Regions from separate parts of the Homo sapiens genome. Here regions 1 and 3 are each linked to region 2. The links are chromatin contacts, found by Hi-C or POLR2A ChIA-PET in ENCODE. All regions are on one chromosome and are shown on one strand. Each heading gives the region's core, a stretch centred on a gene start or an enhancer-like site at or near the end of the contact. The rest is flanking DNA. Distances are from core to core; before and after follow the strand shown. Region 1 overlaps ADAM11 (ADAM metallopeptidase domain 11). Region 2 holds the start of HDAC5 (histone deacetylase 5). Region 3 holds the start of C1QL1 (complement C1q like 1).

Region 1 (4,165 bases), core at 1,331-3,830, 650 kb before region 2:
TGGGCCATGGGTTCCTCCTCTGCACATTAAGGGGGTTAGACCAGCACAAGGACCCCAAACTTAGACACGCACAAAGCATTATAGGCTGGGTGGGGACTGGAGACTGGAGGACACATGCCTGGCTTGGGTGGCCCCTGCCCAGCTCCACTCTGTGGCTATTTGGGGATGCTTAGAGGCACGCTGGGGCTCAACCTTTTCATGTTTCCAGAGCTGGAAATCCGAATTGCTAGTGTAAAATCTCCTGATTTCTTTTCTCTTTTCTTTTCTTTCTCTCTTTCTTTCTTTTTTTTTTTTTTTTTTTTTTTTTGACGCAGTCTTGCTCTGTCACCCAGGCTGGAGTGCAATGGTGCGATCTCAGCTCACTGCAACCTCCACCTCCCCGGTTCAAGCAATTCTCTGCCTCAGCCTCGCAAGTAGCTGGGATTACAGGTGCGCACCACCATGGCTGGCTAATTTTTGTATTTTTAATAGAGACGGGGTTTCACCATGTTGGCCAGACTGGTCTTGAATTCCTGACCTCAGGTGATCCGCCTGCCTTGGCCTCCCAAAGTGCTGGGATTACAGGCGTGAGCCACCTCATCTAGCCTAAAATCTCCTAGTTTCTAAATGTTAAGCCCTGCAGGCTACTTGGACCTATGACGTGTGAGCTCTGGTTCAGTTGGGCTTTCAGGGAGGGCCCCCTCAGCTCCACCAGTAGGGATTCTGATCCCCCCTCAAGGATGCCAGGGGGCACAGGGTGTGTGTGTCTCTTACTTAAATCCCCAGCCCGTGCCGCCCAGGACGATGGCTGCAACCAGGACAGCCCCAGCAATGGAGCCAATGATGATGTTGGTGCCGCTGGGACCTGGGGAGGATGGCAGGGCTTAGCTGGCAAGGACAGGCATAGAGAGCAGGACAGACAGACCCCCCTCGGCCAGCTCCAGCCTCACCTTTATATCTCTCCGTCTCCCCCGTGGGTGGGGACGTGGGCAGGGGGTTATGGATACTGCAGTCTTTGCCTGTCCAGTCTGGCTGACAGATGCACTTCCCTTCATTGCTGCAGACCTAGAGGCAGGGCAGGGCCAGGAGAGGTGAGCAGGGGCCTGTCCCCTCTTGTAAGCTTCTCCCGCCATCCCAGGCTCCAGGCAGTCACCCCGTGGTGGGAGCAAATCCGGCGCTCCCCACTGCCGGGGCAGGTGCTGAAGTTGAAGGCAGAAGCTGGCAGGCAGCGATGGTCCAGGCACAACATGTTAGGCCCGCAGGCTGTGCCATCCTCCACATAGCTCAGGTCAGAGCCGTCCGCCAGCTGCACGTGGCCTCCCCTGGGGAAGTGACACAGCCAGCCTCAGCCCCCTGTCTCCTAACCCCCAGCACAGCTGCAACCTCCCCTCCCTAGTCTTGGTCCTGGCCAGCACCTGCAGTCCAGCTCCTTGCCCTGGTGGTAGAAGGTGACACTACTGATGTCTCCCACCAGGTCCCCTAGCCGAGGAGCTCCAGAGATGTTGACACAGAGGAGGAAGCCACACAGCACGTCCCTGTTGGGGCATATAGAGACAGTGAGCCCCAAGTTTGACCTCAGACTCAACTACTGAACTCTAATCTGCCCTCACCCTGCACCCTGCCACCTCATTTGCCACGTGCCCGCCCATTGGGACTGACAGGCTCCTCCTGGGAGAACCTGCTGCCCCATCTCTGAAAAGTCTCACACCTGCCCTGGAGCTGAGAGGCCCTCTGGGAGCCTCAGTACTCACTGCTTACTGCACTGGACCCAGCCAGATCCCTTGCGCCCACAGCTCCCACGCTCCGTCCCCTCCACATTCAGCTTCTCGTAGCAGAAGCGATCAGCAGCCGCTGTGGGGAGAGGATGCCAAGTGACCCCACGCGCCCCAGGACCCACCCCAAGACCTCAGGCCTGCATCTCCCACACTCTGCCTGGGTCCCTGAGATCCTGGGGAGCTACACACTTGGGGGCCTGTTCAGCTGGAACCCACTCTCCCCAGCTTCTCAGCTCTGGGTCCTCCGGAGTCCCCACTCCCAGCCCTAGCCAGACTCACCATGGCCCCAAAGAACCTGGCACTGCCGGTCCCGGGTTTTGCAGCGACCTCCGTAGCAGCGGCCCTGAGAGTCCAAGAATTAAGAGGCAAGGGATGGAGATGCTGAGTGGTCAGAGTGGAGACAAGAGACTGCCCTGAATCCCAGGCTCAGGGGGCAGCCATCATACCTGCTCATGGTCACAGTAGTAACCGTCCAGCTTGTGCAGGTTAGGCGGGCACTGTGGAGAGAGGGGTGGGGTTGAGCGGAGCAGTCCCAGGACTGGAGCTGAGGGCTGCCCCAGGGAGGAATGCTGGGGTACCAAGTGCCCCCCATTGGGGGCTCATGCCACAGGGCTCTTCCACGCCTAGGACAAGCGATCTGTCTGGTTCTGGACCCAGACCACACGGATTTGCAAGCCCCAGAGCCGCTCCAGCCTCCCTCCCTCGTAGGGCTGGGAGATAAATGCCTGGCATGTAATTAGGTTGTAATAGATGTTAACTAATATTATCGTCTACTCTGATCCCTAACCTACACCAGGCACCGGGCCAGGCGCTGGGAATACCAGCCAGACGATACATTCTGGTTTAATGATTGAAGGAACAAGGCCAGGAGCATGAAGAACCCCTTTCTCAGATAAGAAAACAGTCTGATCAGTGGAGGTCGATGCCAGCTGTGGAGAGGAGGGGAGTGCTGAGCACTCGTCCGGGAAAACCAAATCGACAAGGGTAGGGGTTGCCTCGCCCAGGGCTCCACAAGACGGCGGGGCCGGGCGGACCTGGCTAGAGTCCCCGGTGCAGGTCTCCGCGATGTCGCACTCGTTCACGGCCTCTCGGCAGGACACACCCCGTGGTTCGTACTAGGGAAGAGACGCGCTCCTCGAGTCAGGCAGGATGGATGCCTCGGCCCTGCCCTCCCCAGGCCCCTCGCTCTCTGGACCCCCACATCCCCGGGCCCTCCAGCTCCCCAGGGCCCCGTTTCAGGCCTGTTCTTATTTCCCTGCTCCCACCACCTCTTGAACGCTCCCCACCTCGCTCCCAGCGCACTCAGCACCGCCCCCAAGCCCGCCCACCTTCCCGCCCCTCCTTGATTCTGGGCAGCCTTCCCTTCCCGCTCCTCGTAGCCCCGCCTTCAACATCCTTCAGCCCCGCCCCTTGCTCCCCATTGGCGCTGTCTTCGCATCAAGCCCTGCCCCAGAGGCCTTCGTCCCCGAAGGCTCCGCTTCCCTCCCTAGCTCCCACCCCTTATATGAAGGCCTCCAATCGCTCCTCCTGCGTCCTGGCCCCGCCTCCCGGCCGGTCCTGCTTACCTTGCAGCGGCGACAGCAGAGCCCGTCGCTGCACATGGCGTCGTGAGTCAGGGTGCATTTCTTGCAGCAGTTGCCACCTGCGCGGCTGCACTCCTGAGGGACGCGGGAGGAGGGGAAGGAGGCGGGCGAGCCCTAATCCTCCCACTCAGACGCTCCCTCGTGCCCACCCCCGCATCCCGGTTCCCCACCTGGCGCCCGCACCACCGCTCACCTGCACCGAGCCGCAGTCGCACTCCTCCCCTGCCTCCACGAAGCCGTTCCCGCACTCTGGGGGGTCCAGGAGCTGGACCGGGAGGACAGGTCGGGAGTCTGGCCCGGACCCCGCCCAGGGCCCGCTCCCATGCTCCCCGCCGCGGGGCTGGTACCTTGAGGGGCTTGTTGAAGAGGCAGCTGCCACCACCCTCCTGCAGAAACTGGTTGTACTCGTCGATGCTACAGCGCGAGAACTTGCGGGGCAGGTAGAACCTGGATAGGGCGAGGGGAGGTGCTGCTGGCTGCTCCCCTCCAACCCACCCTCACCCCTCTCAAGGCTGGGGAGGGGGTACACTGGGGGACTTCGTCACCATCGCGAGGAGGCGGAGGATCTGCCCCGGGATTGCACCAGAATCCTCCCGCCTGTCCCTGTCGCTCCCATCCCCTCCGCTGAACCTGGGGACTCGCAGCCGCGCTGGAGGGAAGGTGTCTCCATGCGAGGCTTGGGCGGCGCCCAGTGGCCACGATGCGCACTGCAGCCTGGCCGGTTTTGGTGTCCCAGCAGGGAAATCTGGGTCTCCCGGGGCAGTGTTTGCGGAAAACTGGGCTTCTTGGGATCCTGAGTGGTTCTGTGAGCTGGGCCTCTTGAGCCCC
Region 2 (4,464 bases), core at 1,080-3,579:
CACCTCGACCTCCCAAAGTGCTGGGATTACAGGCGTGAGCCACCGCGCCCAGCCTATTTTTATTTTTTTTTTTGAGACGGAATCTCGCTCTGTCACCCGCCCAGGCTGGAGTGCAATAGCCCGATCTCGGCTCGCTGCAACCTCCGCCTCTCGGTTTCAAGTGATTGTTTCGTCTCAGCCTCCTGAGAAGCTGGGATTACAGAAGTGCACCACCACGCCCGCCTAATTTTTGAATTTTTAGTAAAGACGGGGTTTCACCATTTTGGTCAGGCTCGTCTCGAACTCCAGACCTCGTGATCCGCCCGCCTCGGCCTCCCAAAGTGCTGGGATTACAGGCATGAGCCACTGCGCCCGGCTATTTTTTTATTTTTTTTGAGACGGAGTCTCACACTGTTGCCCAGGCTGGAGTGCAGTGGCGTGATCTCGGCTCACTGCAACCTCTGCCTCCAGGGTTCACGCCATTCTCCTGCCTCAGCCTCCCGAGTAGCTGGGACTACAGGCGCCCGCCACTACACCCGGCTAATTTTTTTTTGTATTTTTAGTAGAGAGGGTTTCGCCGTGTTAGCCTGGATGGTCTCGATCTCCTGACCTTGTGATCAGCCCGCCTCGCCCTCCCAAAGTGCTGGGATTACAGGCGTGAGCCACCGCGCCTGGCCTCTTCTTCTTCTTTTGTTTTTGTTTTTTGTTTTTTTGAGACGGAGTCTCGCTTTGTTCCCCAAGCTGGAGTGCAGTGGCGCGATCTCTGCTCACTGCAACCTCCGCCTCCCGGGTTCACTCCATTCTCCTGCCTCAGCCTCCCAAGTAGCTGGGACTACAGGCGCCCACCACCACGCCCGGCTAATTTTTTGTATTTTTAGTAGAGACGGGTTTCACTGTGTTAGCCAGGGTGGTCTCGACATCCTGACCTCGTGATCCACCAGCCTCGACCTCCCAAAGTGCTGGGATTACGGGCGTGAGCCACCATGCCCGGCCCACGCCCGGCCTCTTTTTTAAAATACAGACAGTGTCTCGCCATGTTACCCAGGCTGGTCTTGAACTGGGCTCAAGCAATCCTCCCGCCTCGGCCTCCAAAGTGCTAGGATTGATGACAGGCAAGAGCCAATGCACCTGGCCCCTTTAAAACTTTTTTTTTTGAGGCAGAGTTTCACTCTTGTTGCCCAGGCTGGAGTGCAATGGCACGATCTTGGCTCACTGCAACCTCCGCCTCTCAGGTTCAAGGGATTCTACTGCCTCAGCCTCCTGAGTAGGTGGGATTACAGGCGCCTGCCACCACGCCCGGCTAATTTTTTTGTATTTTTAGTAGAGACGGGGTTTTACCATAATGGCCAGGCTGGTCTCAAACTCTTGACCTCAGGTTATCCGCCTGCCTCCGCCTCCCAAAGTGCGGGGATTACAGGCGTGAGCCACCATGCCCGGTCCCCTATAAAACTTTTAATGTCTGGATAATATTTTACTGAATGAATGTCTCCTGCTTTGCTTGCCAATTCCCTATCGATGGATATTTAGGTTGTTTTCAACTTTTCACATCATTACAAACAATCTCATGTTCATTTTTTAACATAACAACGTTTATTTATTTGGAATACATTTTTGTTAGTGGAATTGCTGGGTCATTGACAAATTGTCTAGGTCTAATTAAACATGTTCATACTGTGTACCAAGAGGAGATGTAGCGTGGATGGCACCAAAGTCAGGGAAGTCTTTCCGGCTCCTGGTCTGCTGGTCTGCCCTTTTGAAGGCCTTGGAGTGTTACAGCCATACCCTGGCCTTTCCCAGGCTTTTCTTTCCCTGGCACGGATGCAGTGTGTGCGGTCAGAGCTGGCGAGTTCGAGACTTGTCCGAACCATCCACCCGCAGCCAGGCCCCGCTGCAGAGGCTGCGGTGGCCCTCCCAGCCCCTGGGAATCTATCCCCAGGTCCCCTCCCCGACCGCGGGAGGGCGTGTTAGGGGAGCAGCTTAGGCAAGCGACGATTGCACCATCCACGTTTTGAAAAGAAAGTCCGGGGAGCGCAAGGAGGAAACTTTTACAATCCAAAGGTTGAGCCCCAGCATCCATACTCGGCCCCTGCAGCGATCCTTCCACTCCTGCTCGCTGGGTTCCGATCCCTTCCCTTCCACCCCGTCTCGGCCGAACCCTGTGCTGGGCACTGGCCCTTTAAGGAGCTGTCACGATGGCGTCGCTGGCCCCGCCCGGCGGGGAGGGCCGAGAGGCAGGGGAGGGGTTGGTGGTGGCTGCGGGCAAGGGGAAGGCGGGGGGGGCTGGGGGGGGGGTCTGGGTCTATTTTTAGCTCCGGGTCGGGTCACGTGACGGGAGTGACGTCTCCGAATGTTGTTGTTGGTGGCGGCGGCGAGCGGAGCCGGAGGAGCCGCCGCAAAGATGGAGGAGCCGTCGAGGAGGTGCTGCCGCCGCTGCCGCCGCCGCTGCTGCCGCCGCCGCCCGCGAAGCCGGAGCTCGAGCCGCAGCGGGTGAGCGCGCCGCCCCGGCCCAGATCCCATCTTCCCCGGACCCCGGGACGCGAGGCGGCGCCCCCTCCTCCTGCTGTCTCTGTCCGCGGGCTCCCAGCGCGCGCGCCGCGCTCCGCGCCCCCCTTCCTTCCTCCCGGCCCTGGGAGCCAGCCGGCGCCCCCCGGGAGCATCGGCAGCCCGTGAGCGGGACATCGGGGTTGCTGCGCGCGCCCCTCCCTGCCCCTCCCAGACAGGGGCGCCTTCCCTACAGGTAAGGGAGGGGCCCGCCTTCTCGCGCCCTGCGCCCCCAAATGGCTCGGAGACCGGCCGGGGTTGTCTGATTTGCCCCTTCCCTGGCGGCGCATGTTGCGTTGCAGAGCCATTTGAGCCCTGCACCCGGATTCTGTGCAGACCCCTCTTCGCTGGACACCCCTTTCTTGGTACTCTGAGGTGAGGGGTGCTGTCCACCCAGAGCGCTTCTCCCCATAGCTACGAACGCATCCTTGATTTTATGTCCTTGACTTCCGTGCATGAGGAGGGGGACTGCGGAGTCCACCTTACTTCTCTCTCCCATTATTCTCACCCCGTCTCCTGTGAGGCGTTACTGCGTTTGTTGCCACCCTCTTCTCCTGTCTGACACCTTGGAGCCAGGATGCGAGAGCTAGGAGATGAAATGGAGCTCCCCCCCAACCCCTTCTTGTCTTGGGTGGATGCCCCCCATTTTTCATCCTGGATCTGTATCTCATGGAAGCGGGGGCACTACCAGTGCCTTATTAACTTGGGGGGAGTCAGCTTCTCCACCCCACCCTTCCCTGGGGCCCTGGGGAAGATGAGAACTGGCTGGGTGTAAGTAATTAATCTGGGAGCTTGGTGGGGGCTGTTGAAGTGGGGAGGTTGGGTGCTTCCTTTGGGAGAGGAGATGACCACTTGATACCCCTGGCTGATACCCCTTCTGAAATGAGGTGTGTCCCTAAAGAGGAAAGGTAACAGCTGCAGTTGCTTTTAGGAGGGTGCAAAAGGGACCCATCACTCAGTCAGTGACCACCATGCTTTTGGGATCTGGGATTAGATTTGGAGCTTGGGGAGGTGGTGGTGATTGGTTTCAGTGTCCAACTGGGAGGGGAGGATGGAGCCAGATTATGGGAACAAAAGGAGGTGGGGGGGAGGGTGAGATCCAGGAGTCTTGGTCAGAGGGACCCCTAGCCAGATTGCCTTGCAGGATTGCAGTCTGGGTCTGGGTCCTGCCTTTGGCTTCCTCTTAGTTTCAGAGGATGTAGGCAGGCAGGCATGGTCTTCAGTCTCCCCAGTCCTAGGCACCCTGAGCCTATGCTGGCTGTTGAGATGCTGGGCTGGGCTGGGCTGGGCTAGGCTGGCTGGGCTGGATGGTGGATGAGCCATGTTGGGGGCTGCCTGCTTCTTCATTCCAGTCTTCCCTCCTTCCTCTCCCTCCCTAAACACAAAGCTTGGGGAGATCTTGGTTTGTCTCCTTCCTCTTTTCTTGACTCCTCTCTTTGCCCTCTCTTCACTTGAACTTGGATCTGGGCTTTCTTGACAAAGCAGTAGGGGTCTCTCTGAGTTAGAGAAATGGGCCCCCAGTATCTCCACTCTGTCCTGGGAATGTGGGCATGCCAGAGACCAGAGAGACAGATCTCAAGTGTGGGTTACTTGGGGGCAAGGATGGAGGAAATGTTAGTTCTGTGCCAGCCTCCCCTTCTTTTCCAATATATCCTCCTACTTTGGCTGGATCATGTAATTTGGAGGGGGGCAGCAGTTTCACATGCCCCACCCACCCCAAGTAGCTGCAGAGACAAAGGTTTGCTTTGCCTTCCGTAGGGGTGGCATCTTAATTGTGTGTTTAGAAATGGGGCCTGGGAATGTTGGGCGGGGGTCATTTGTGTTCCCGCATAGTGGGGGAGGGGGCATCAGCTATAGGAGCTGGGGGTAGTGCAGTCGGTGCTGAAGTACCAGCTGCTCTTTAATAATTAATTCTTCCTACTCACATCCCTTTGAGGAGGGATG
Region 3 (4,585 bases), core at 1,046-3,545, 840 kb before region 2:
TTCCACTCCAGCGAAGCGGGGAGAATCCGGCTGGGCTGACGGAGACGCCACACCGCGCCAGGGGAGCAGGAGCTTTTTCGGAGCGGGAGGCGGGGCGCCGTGTGGCTGCGAGCGCGCCTCTTGGATGCCCCGGCCGGCGCGGGGGTGGGTGGGCGCTCCCGCCCCATCCTTGGCCCCGGGCGGCCAGCCGCGGTGTGCCCGGAGGGCTCTGCGAGGGCTGTGGGTGGCGGGCGAGCCCCAGCGGCGTAGCAGAGGAGGGGCCCCCGAGCGAGCGTACTAGGGAGAAGGGGGTCCGTGCAAATCCCAGGCTGACGACCGCGCACGCGCCCCTCGGGTCACCAGCCCTGTCGCTCTTGGTGGGGCACACCGAGGAGACCGCCGTGGGGAACCGGGGACCGGATTGCCTGACAGCCGAGCGCTGAAGACTACTCTTCCTGAGCCTAGGGAGGTCTGGCTGCCCTGAGCCCCCTACCCCTGGGCTTTGGGCAGTAAACGGTACCTAGAGACTCTATCGCGCTGAGGTTGGAAGAGCCTGGAGCCAGGCTACGAGTTTGAGTCCCGGCTCTCCCACTTATTAGTTGTGTGACTTTAAGCAAATCTCTTAACTTCCCAGAGCCTCAGTTCTCCATCTGTAAAATTAAAATAATCTTGGATTTTACTTCTTTGGACTGATGTGAAGATCAAGGGTGATCATGTATGTAAAACATTCAACACAGGGCCTAGCACAGAGTAAACCCTGAATAAATGCTACTTATTGAAAATTTTTTAGCTCCCTCCTTGGTGGTGGTGGGGTCACTCCAACCTGGCCTCAGCCATTAGTGCTTGGAGGGTCCTCTTTCACAGCCCCCTCGTTGGATGTCCCTGTGTCCTTCTACTCCCAGCCCTGGATGAGGTGAGCGACCTCAACCTTGGGTAGGGAAGGCCAGGGAATCATTTTGCCCATGGTGAAGGGTCAACAGGGAGAGTGTGAGCCGGCGGGGGGTAGCTCTCGGGAGAGGAGAGGCTGGGATGTCATTCTTTAGCAGCCGGCCAGTCGCCTCCGAATGGCTGAATCCTCCCCGGTGGGCCGGATAAAGGAGGGCGAAGGAGGAGCGGTGGAGCAGCCCGACCTGGGCCTCAGATAATGTGACAAATATTTTGATGGAAGCAGACACGTTTCGGTTTATGCAACCTAAACACTTTGCTGCACTTGAGGAAGAGGAGAGCCTCCCACAGCCTGATGGGGAGAAGAGTTAGGGGGCGGCGGAGGAGGCTGGGGAGTGAGGGAGGAGGAGCTGAGGGGCTGGATGAGATCCACCCCTCATCCTGGAGGCTGGAAAAGGGGGTTACCCCTCAGGGACGTATTTGCATCTGTCAGCATGGAGAAATAACGTGGGGGTGCCCACCTTTTTAGGATCCCCTTTTCTCCCTGGTCTAGAGGCAGAAGTAAAGGGATTGAGCAGAGGGAGATGGAAGAAAAGGGCCCAGGAAAAAGCAGCCTGGCCACAGTTCGGTGAGGAAGGGGCAGAGGCGAGGAGGGGTTGGAAGCTCCTGCCCCACCTCGGGGGAGACGGGTCCCGGAACAGTCAGATCCAGAAAGGAGGAGGCGGCTGCCGTCTGGCTCCGCTGGGCCCCCGGACAGGCATTCATCCGATATCTGGATCTCCCAGACGGGTGGTCTGCGAGGCCTGAGTGCCAAATGGTCCCCTCCGTATCCTCTTCTTCGCTTCATAACCCCCTTTCTCATCCTACCTTCCAGCTCCCCGCTCCGTCCTCCCCTCAATCGCTCTTTGTCCCCTGCAGACCTGGGCGCTATCCCCTCGCTTCCGCCCCCTGCGGGTCTTGGCCCGTCGCGACCCCAGTCCCTCTGTTTTCCTGGTGACCGACCCTCGAAGCCTCTCCTCTCCCGATCCCCTCGGAGCTCTCTAGCTCTCCCTGTGGCCCTCTCTCCCTTTCGCATTTTGGTCCCTACTCTCCCCTTCCCTTGGAGCGCCTCTCGGGTCTCTCGGACCCCGGCCCCCACCCCATTTCCGAATCTCGGTCTCCGCGTACTCAGTCTCTTCTTTCCTCTCCCTGCTCCCGCCCGGGGTCTCCGCGGCCCCGCCCCCTTATGCCCCGCCCACCTCGAGGCGCCCGCGGCCCAATTAGGCGCCGGCCCCGCCCGCAGCCCCACCCCTAGAGAGCCCAGAGCCGCGCGGAGCTGGCGGGGCGGGGCCCGGCCGAGGGGGCGGTGGCCCGGCTCAAGGAGGCGGGAGGAGTCAGGCGGGAGGCTGCAGGCGGGAGGCGGGAGGCGGGAGGCGGCGGCCGCGGCGCTCAGTCCGGCAGCGCAGCAGGAGGGAGGCGCGAGGCAGGAGCCGGCGGCTGGGCTCCGCAGCGCAGCCAGCGCAGCGCGGCGCCCCGGGCCCGGCCCCATGCCCGCAGCCCCGCCGGACCGTCCTTGAGCGCGGGCGCCTAGCCCGCGCCCCCTGCCCGCCGGCACCATTGCCCCGACGGCGCGGCCGGGCGGCCCGGCGCTCCCCAGGCTCCGCGCGGGCCGAAAGACGCTGCTAGCGGCCGCCGCGGGTGTGGTGATGCTGCTGGTGCTGGTGGTGCTCATCCCCGTGCTGGTGAGCTCGGGCGGCCCGGAAGGCCACTATGAGATGCTGGGCACCTGCCGCATGGTGTGCGACCCCTACCCCGCGCGGGGCCCCGGCGCCGGCGCGCGGACCGACGGCGGCGACGCCCTGAGCGAGCAGAGCGGCGCGCCCCCGCCTTCCACGCTGGTGCAGGGCCCCCAGGGGAAGCCGGGCCGCACCGGCAAGCCCGGCCCTCCGGGGCCTCCCGGGGACCCAGGTCCTCCCGGCCCTGTGGGGCCGCCGGGGGAGAAGGGTGAGCCAGGCAAGCCGGGCCCTCCGGGGCTGCCGGGCGCGGGGGGCAGCGGCGCCATCAGCACTGCCACCTACACCACGGTGCCGCGCGTGGCCTTCTACGCCGGCCTCAAGAACCCCCACGAGGGTTACGAGGTACTCAAGTTTGACGACGTGGTCACCAACCTAGGCAACAACTACGACGCGGCCAGCGGCAAGTTTACGTGCAACATTCCCGGCACCTACTTTTTCACCTACCATGTCCTCATGCGCGGCGGCGACGGCACCAGTATGTGGGCAGACCTCTGCAAGAATGGCCAGGTGGGCCAGGCGGGGGCATGGGGCTGGGCTGGGCCCAGGGCACCCAGGGAGCCCGGGGCAAATGGGTACCTGATCGGAGTTGGCGGGGGCGCCAGGCGGACGCAGGTGGAGATCCCACCCCACAGCGGCCCCGCTTGGTCATCACGTGTGGGGATGGTCGGAGCCAGCGGACATCGCCGATCCTCAGTTCCTGGGTTCCCGCTCCAAGACAGACGCTGCTGGGCACCGTCTGGAACGCTACTGGAAATGCGGGAAATGAACCCAACTAGTCAGAGCGCAGGGCTCCCAGGTGCACGGACTTGCCCTTGGGGGCTTGCCCCTTGGGAAGTGGATTCGGGCCGACAGCAGTGGGCGATAAGGGGAGGGCAAGGATGGGCTCTGGCGTATGGAACAGGGAGAAGCAGCATCCGCGCCCGCGGGCGCCTAGGCGCGTGGCCATGGGCGCGAGCGGAGAAGGCTGGCTGCAGGAAATGTTTGGGGCACAAAGGCAAAGGGAGCCCGGTGCTTACAGCCCTGGCTGCAGTGCCTCCCCTGCCCTGGAGAAGGGACCATTGGGCGAATCTGACACCCTTTGCAAAATCCGGGAGTTGGGGAGCTGTTTCCCACTGTAGCAGAGCTTCCCCAAAAAGAAGGCAGTCTGGGGGGCGGGGGAGTTTTTCCTCCTGAGGCGGGGAGGGGGTGGGGGGTGGGGGGTGGTGGAAGAGATGGAAACTCCCCCTCCTCTTGGTCTCCCAGCTCCAGCCCCTCCTGACTCTGGAGTGTGTGGGGTCCTCTCCATTCTCCGTCCCCATCTCAGACGCTGCAGCTGGAAAGCACTGAGTGTGTCGGGGACTCTGGTACCGGGACTCGCATGTGCGTGTAGCTCTCCTTGGAATGGCCGACCCCAGGACCAGCCTCCACCCAGCCCCGCCCTGGGGTGACAATTTTAGCCAGCTCTCTTGATACCACCTCCCTTCCCAGTGCTCTCACTCGTGGTGGCCTGTGACCTGGGGGTGTGGTCAGGCTGAGCATTCTCTTCGAAGAAGGGGACCACTGGTCAGAACTAAAGCTGAGCTAGTGGAAGTTGAGAAGGAATCTCTCACGATTAAGATACAAGACCTTGTTGGAACCCTTCCCACAGCAGCACTGCCCTGAGGCTCTGCCAGCCTGCGGGTCTGCAAGTCTTAGGGGCAGAGACAGGGGCAGGCAGGGAAAGTGAGCAGATAGCCTGCCAGGTGCTTATAAGTCAGCCCTTCTTCTCTTTCCTCTGCCTGGCTGCTGCCCCGCCAACACCTTTTCTCTGGTTTCTGCCTCTCCCCTGCCTCTTTCTTCTATTTTGCTGTTTCTTGTCCATCTCTCTCCTGTGTCTGCCTTTTCCATCTCTCCCTGGGTTTCTGGCCTCTCCTCCCCGGATCTAACCCCACTCTTCTCTATTCCTTGTATGTCTCTCTTTCCCACGT

What was found. A loop is a pair of places that touch in the nucleus more often than their neighbours do. ChIA-PET counts read pairs that join two places held with the same protein, here RNA polymerase II (POLR2A). Pooled maps may share reads with other maps.
Region 1: a pooled map shows a loop between it and region 2 (6-fold over the local background). The contact joins the enhancer-like site here to the promoter of HDAC5 in region 2. A Hi-C loop is called at or near these places in 2 of 50 pooled maps. POLR2A ChIA-PET finds 5 or more read pairs at or near these places in 3 of 52 experiments (A673 and WTC11).
Region 3: a map of CD4-positive, alpha-beta memory T cell shows a loop between it and region 2 (9-fold over the local background). The contact joins the promoter of C1QL1 here to the promoter of HDAC5 in region 2. A Hi-C loop is called at or near these places in 1 of 168 maps with a recorded cell type or tissue (CD4-positive, alpha-beta memory T cell) and 3 of 50 pooled maps. POLR2A ChIA-PET finds 5 or more read pairs at or near these places in 1 of 52 experiments (activated T-cell).

The regions. Positions count from the first base shown.
Region 1 is chr17:44,774,831-44,778,995 of GRCh38, reverse strand. It overlaps ADAM11 (ADAM metallopeptidase domain 11), which reads right to left. Exons shown (of 27, transcript NM_002390.6): 15 at 3,685-3,784; 16 at 3,531-3,602; 17 at 3,320-3,412; 18 at 2,789-2,869; 19 at 2,201-2,251; 20 at 2,034-2,097; 21 at 1,731-1,830; 22 at 1,395-1,514; 23 at 1,133-1,301; 24 at 930-1,044; 25 at 754-844. Among named protein-coding and RNA genes, the nearest start is that of ADAM11, 18 kb to the right of the region's middle. RefSeq lists enhancers at 1-353, 2,448-2,948 and a silencer at 2,786-3,105. Within about 2 kb of position 2,580, at least 9 of the 41 ENCODE cell types and tissues checked have a DNase peak (open chromatin) inside an H3K27ac peak, as active enhancers do.
Region 2 is chr17:44,121,506-44,125,969 of GRCh38, reverse strand. HDAC5 (histone deacetylase 5) reads left to right here and starts at 2,329. Exons shown (of 27, transcript NM_005474.5): 1 at 2,329-2,466. RefSeq lists enhancers at 322-821, 1,968-2,127 and silencers at 2,218-2,277, 2,348-2,447, 2,498-2,637.
Region 3 is chr17:44,966,013-44,970,597 of GRCh38, reverse strand. C1QL1 (complement C1q like 1) reads left to right here and starts at 2,295. Exons shown (of 2, transcript NM_006688.5): 1 at 2,295-3,146. The coding sequence starts at 2,550. It also overlaps the pseudogene LOC112268183. RefSeq lists silencers at 99-168, 2,005-2,364.